Linked DNA regions of Mus musculus: region 1 is linked to region 2. The links are chromatin loops, found by intact Hi-C in ENCODE. Cell type or tissue: gastrocnemius. All regions are shown on one strand. Each heading gives the region's core, and the rest is flanking DNA. Links, peaks and the distances in the headings are about the cores only. Region 1 has its middle 3.6 kb from the start of Gm24008. Region 2 overlaps Cand2 (cullin-associated and neddylation-dissociated 2 (putative)).

Region 1 (2,913 bases), core at 108-2,607, 76 kb after region 2:
ATGCCTCGTGCCTGGTAGGTGAGCTTGTTACTAGCTGAGCTGTATAGCCTTACAGTTCCTTTAGGTTTCTTGAGCATGAGAACACATCTGGAGATTCCATTGAATCCATCTAGATGGGGTGAGTGCTTATCCAATTGCATAGAGTATAAACCGAGAATGTACGTATAGTGGCTTGCAGAAAATTCAGACATCTTCTACACCGGTGAGGGTAGCAAACATTCTTGTAAAAAATACCAAATGTGTGTGTGTGTGTGTGTGTGTGTGTGTGTGTGTGTGTGAATGCTAGAGGCCTGGTTTGGTTAGAGCACTTGCCTCAAGTTCACACAGCTCTGGATTTATCCCAAGCACCCCACAAACTGAGCATGGCTTTGCGTGCTGGTAATCCTAGCATTCTGGAACTGGAGGCAGGAGGTTCAGGAGTTTAAGGCCAGCCTCAGCTACATAGGGAGTTCAAGAACAGTCTAGGTGAATGAGATCCTATGCCAAAAAGATAACTGGGGTGGTACAGCCCCCTGCCTGACCAGGAACTCACTCTGGTGACCAGGCTGGCCTGGAACTCACAGAGATTCACCTGCCTCTGTGTCTTGAGTGCTGAGATGGAGGGGGATCAACCTCCGGGATGTAAGCCTGGCCCTGTGCTTTCCTGCTGACTCGGCTATAGACTTTATATCAAGGGCAACCATGGCAAGCTAGAGAACACCCCAGGAGACCACACATGTCATCATGTGTCTGTAACTCCAGTGTTCAGGAAGCAAAGGCAGGAGGGTCATTGCAAGCTGGTGGCTAGTCTGGTCTACATAGGGCGTTCTAAACTGGAAATGGCTACTTAGTGAGATTTTCTTTTCTTTTTTTTCTTTAGGAGAAAAAAACAAAAAAGATGCTGGAACCTATTTCTTTGCAATCTAAGTTAAAAAGTTAAAAACCACACAGAAGGTGAGACCAGAGTAAGACTATAAAAATAATTGAGGCTTAGGAAAGATGGCTCAGTAGTTAAGGAAGGGGCTGCTTTTGCAGTGGAGCTGGGTTCAGCTCCGTGGTGGCAATTTGAATGACAGTGGCCCCTGTAAGCTCTTGTGTTTAGTGTTTTGTAAAGGATGAGAAGGTGTGGCCTGGGGGGGAGGAGGTGTGTCACTGGGGGCAGGCTTGAGGTTTCAAAAGCCAGGCACCTTTCCCACTGTGCATTTCTCTGCCTCCTACTTGGACACAGCTCTCAGGTAGCTCCTGCCACTATGCCTTTGCCCCACCATCATGGACTCTAATCCTCTGAAACTGTAAGCTCAAACTAAATGCTTTCTTTTGTAAATTGTCTTGGGCATGGCGTCTTATCACAGGAATAGAGAAGTAACTAAGGTAGTTCCCATCACCAATATGGTAGCTCACAGCTGTCGTATCTTCAGTGACTTCTGGTCTGCATGAACACTGTCACATAAATCAGAATGAAAAAAAAAACTTTAAAAATGAAATAGGGTTGGAGAGATGACCCAACAGTTAAGAGCACTTGTTATTCGTGCACAGGACCTGGGTTCAGTTCCCTGCACTCACTCATAAGGTTGCTGACAGACATTGGTAACTCCAGTTCCAGGTGATCTGCTGCCATCTGCTGGCTTCTTCCAGCACTGCACACATGTAACCTCCAAGGATAGATGAGGCACACATGTGGTACACAGACAAACATTCAGACAAAGCACTCATACACAGAAAACAAATCTAAAAAGAAATAAAATTATTTCTTTAAATCTTTTATTAAAATCTAAAAAGAAATAAAATAAGAATTTAAGATAGGATTACCACATGACCCAGAAGCTTCACTTCTGGGAATATATGCAAAAGATATTTTAAGAACTATTTGGGGCTGGTGAGATGGCTCAGCGGGTAAGAGCACCCGACTGCTCTTCCAAAGGTCTGGAGTTTAAATCCCAGCAACCACATGGTGGCTCACAACCATCCGTAATGAGATCTGACGCCCTCTTCTGGTGTGTCTGAAGACAGCTACAGTGTACTTACATATAATAAATAAATAAATCTTTAAAAAAAAAAGAACTATTTGGACACCTGCATTCACAACAGAAATGTTCACAATAGGCTAGTTGTAGGAATAGACCTATAGTCAGCACTCAGGAGGCTGAGCCGGGAAAGTCACTAGCTTGAGGCTAACCTGGGCTCTATAGCAAGATCCTATTTCAAAATGCCAAAATTATAAAAATGATAAAACAAAACAAACAAACTTTAGAGTCTGAAGAGATAGTCCATTCAGTAAGATGCTTGCCAGATAACCATGAGGCCCCAGATTTGATCCCAGCACCCACATAGAAAGCAAAGTGTGATATGTAGTACCAGCCCTCGGGGGTGGGGAGAAAACAGGTGCCTACCGTCCAGCTGGGTAACCAGTCAGCCCCTCGTCTTAGTAAGAGACTCTGTCCCTGACATAAAGAGACTGACTTCAGACTGCTGTGCATAACTGTGCACACACACAGCCGGGCGTGGTGGCGCACGCCTGTAATCCCAGCACTTGGGAGGCAGAGGCAGGCAGATTTCTGAGTTCGAGGCCAGCCTGGTCTACAGAGTGAGTTCCAGAACACCTGGGGCTACACAGAAAAACCCTGTCTCGAAAAAACAAAAAAAACAAACAACAACAACAACAAAAACTGTGCACACACATGAACATACTCACAAGTCCATACAAAACTCAAAACCTTTTAAAATTTAAGAAGAAAAAGAATTGAAGAACCAGGTGTGACAGAAACCTTTAATCCCAGCACTTAGCAGGCAGTGGTAGGAAATAGTTCTGTGAGTTCTAGGCCAGCTGGGCTATAGAGCAAATCCCTAACTCAACAAAGCAAAACAAAATGTTTTAAGGGGCTAAAAGGGGGGGCTGGTGAGATGGCTCAGTGGATAAGAGCACCTGACTGTTCT
Region 2 (2,913 bases), core at 204-2,703:
CCATCTGTATCTAGGCCAATCTCTGGCTCGCTGTTCTTTTGAAACAGTAATGGAGTTCAGAAGGGTTGACTGTCACGGGTGACACTTAAATGACTGGAGAGAAAGACATCCCAGCCTTTTTATTACTAAGCTTTTGTTCTCATTGTAGAAATGAGGTTTTATCATCTTGCTGTAGTGTTGGAGAGTGCTCTACAACTGAGCTATTTTAAACTTTGGTGTTTTGCCTGTATATATGTCTGCCCGAAGGCATAGGGTCCTTTAGGACAGGTTAGAAAGTTGTTGCTACCAGGAGGGCGTGGTACTGAGCTATCCTGCCCTGTTGCTTTTAGGTAGATCTTAAATTTGTTCACTACGACCTGAGTGTGTGGTCCAGCCTCAGCCTCCTAAGGAATTAGGATAACAGGTCTATGCCATCGGCCTTGTTATTTCCAGGACTGAATCAATATGGATAAGAATCCTGTGAGGAGAGCTTTGTATATGTTATTAACTCAGATAACTGGCCTCAGCTGGCTTTAATTCCAGGCAGGTGGATTTGAGTCTGGGCCATATGTGGCTACAAAGAGAAACAATGTCTTAAAAATCAAAACCTGTCATTTATACTTAAATTTTCAGTACTAACTACAAAGTCGGGAAGAGCACAAGCCGACTGTTACACTCCTGGGTGATGGGATTAGGGATGTTTGAGACAGTGGACCTACACCTGGCCAATGAGCCACACTATCTTCCCTGTAAACAGTTCTCACTCTGCTAACTAATGAGGCACTAAGTATAAATTGGTTCTCTTGTATGGGCTCTACATACCCTACCCATGGCTAGGTTCAGGGTGCTAACTGACATTTGGACTTCAGAGTAAGTGAAGTAGGAAGTCAACCCCCTGCTTGCCTTCTGGTCTTGGGCATAGGCCAATTCTGGCTCCTAAGTGAGTGGAGGGGTGCAGTGTAAAGGTGGTGGGACATGACGCTCGTGAATGAACGTCCTGAGTTGGTGGGCCCGGCTTTGGCACTGGGGCTGTGAGCAGGGGGCCCTAGCAAAGGCACTGAGGCTGACAGGGAAGGACAGAAGAGGCCAAGGCCTATTGGGATAAGAAGGGAGACTTGTGTTGGGGGCAGCTAGCTGAGTTCCATAGAGTCCGTGCTGGGGCCGGAGGCTGTGTCCTTTTGGATGCTCTCGAAGAGGGTGGTGAGTTCTGGGTTGGATCGGATCTGGGCGGAAAAGTCAGCTACAGTGGGGCTCTTGCGCACCTCAGGGTTGGTCAGCAGGGCGGCCACTGCCCGCATTGCTGAGCGCTTCAGCTCCTCCTGCTTCTCCAGCTCCTGCTTCACAGAACCAGCCTTGACCTGCAGAGGGAGACAGTGTCCTTACTGAGTCTCTGTTACCCATTCTAAACAGGTTTCTTTTTTTTTGTTGTTTTTTTTGTTTTTCGAGACAGGGTTTCTCTTTTAGCTCTGGCTGTCCTGGAACTCACTCTGTAGACCAAGCTGGCCTCGAACTCAGAAATCCGCCTGCCTCTGCCTCCCGAGTGCTGGGATTAAAGGCGTGCGCCACCACGCCCGCCTTAAACATAGGTTTCAAATAAAGGCCTAATTTCAATCTGATGCATAATCAGATTTCATTTTTTTTCTACTACTGTGCTGCTATTTGAAGATCACAACTTTGGGGCTGGGTATGTGGCTCAGTTGGTAGAGTATTTCACCTGGCACGCACAAAGTCCTGAGTTAGATATCCACATCTGAGTAGGGAAGAGGGGACCTGATCCAGCATCCACCAATCTGCTGTACTACACAGCTGGTATTCCCAACACTTGGGGGCAAGGGCATCAGGGCCAGAAATTCATGTCACCTTTGGCTGTATACTGAGTTTAAGGCCAGGCTGGGCTACCAGAGTGTCTGTGTTTTGTCGTCCCCGCCCCCCCCCCCCCCAATATCCCCTACATACACACAAAGAAAATGAAAAAATAACAATATGTGCCTCAAGACACAAGCTACATGGAAAGCAAGACAGGAGGAAGGACTCACTTAAGTTCAGGAATTTGATGCTAACCTGGAGAACAGTTTGTTTGTTTGTTTGTTTGTTTGTTTTTAAAAAAGGGTAACAAAACCACTATTCTGAGTCTTGCCTAAAGACTGAAATTCTTGGTCCTTTGAGTAAATCTTAAAACTCCAATCAGGGACTAGGGAGATGGTTCAGTGGTGAAGTACTTGCTGTACAAACCCAAGTTCAGATCCCACACAAGAGCTGGATGTGGAAGTTGGTGGGTGTTAGACACAGGCAGATCCCTGCAGCTCATGGTCACCCAGTTTAGCAATAGTGGGGCACACCTTTAATAGGCAGAGGCAGTCAGATGTCAGTTCTAGAGTTCCCAGACAGCCAGGGTTACACAGAGAAACCATGTCTGGGAAGGGGGAAGGAGAAGAAAGAAGGCAGAGAGAGATCAAGGAAGACCACTGAAGTCAACTTCTGGCCTCCACAGATACACAACACATAAACACCACACACACACACACACACACACACACAGAGTTCTTTCATTCAACAGGTCTCCACCAGGACCCTGAGTGTGCCATGCTATTTCCAATATTACAACTTTCCAGAAACACCACACACACACACACTCACACACATACAGAGTTCTTTCATTCAACAGGTCTCCACCAGGACCCTGAGTGTGCCAGGCTGTTCCCAATATTACAACTTTCCAGAAGACCTTGCACTCTGTGTTAGCAGTTGCTCTGTAGTAGCAGGAGTAGCTAGCCAATCAATCAACCATAGGAGGCAGGCCCTGCTCCCTACTGGGATCTGCATAGACTGTGTGGGGAAGCTAGTATGTGGAGTGTTATACCCTGGATCCCTCTCCCAGGCCAGCACCCAGGAAGTATTTAATGAAGGAATCTCACAGCCCAGCCCAGGAAGCTG

What was found. Peaks named below come from ENCODE experiments on the same cell type or tissue, not always from the same donor. Only the 100,000 strongest peaks of a DNase experiment are listed, where the experiment ranks them.
Region 1: it touches region 2 in a loop (2.0-fold over the local background); 10 of 42 quality-filtered maps call a loop at or near these places.

The regions. Positions count from the first base shown.
Region 1 is chr6:115,725,992-115,728,904 of GRCm38, reverse strand. No RefSeq gene overlaps it. Among named protein-coding and RNA genes, the nearest start is that of Gm24008, 3.6 kb to the right of the region's middle. In gastrocnemius, for the core only: a CTCF peak has its summit at 1,606 (motif pointing left); a DNase peak (open chromatin) is centred at 1,600.
Region 2 is chr6:115,802,061-115,804,973 of GRCm38, reverse strand. It overlaps Cand2 (cullin-associated and neddylation-dissociated 2 (putative)), which reads right to left. Exons shown (of 15, transcript NM_025958.2): 15 at 1-1,337. The coding sequence ends at 1,110. Among named protein-coding and RNA genes, the nearest start is that of Snora7a, 4.6 kb to the left of the region's middle. In gastrocnemius, for the core only: a CTCF peak has its summit at 1,338 (motif pointing right); a DNase peak (open chromatin) is centred at 1,309; H3K27ac peaks cover 438 bases.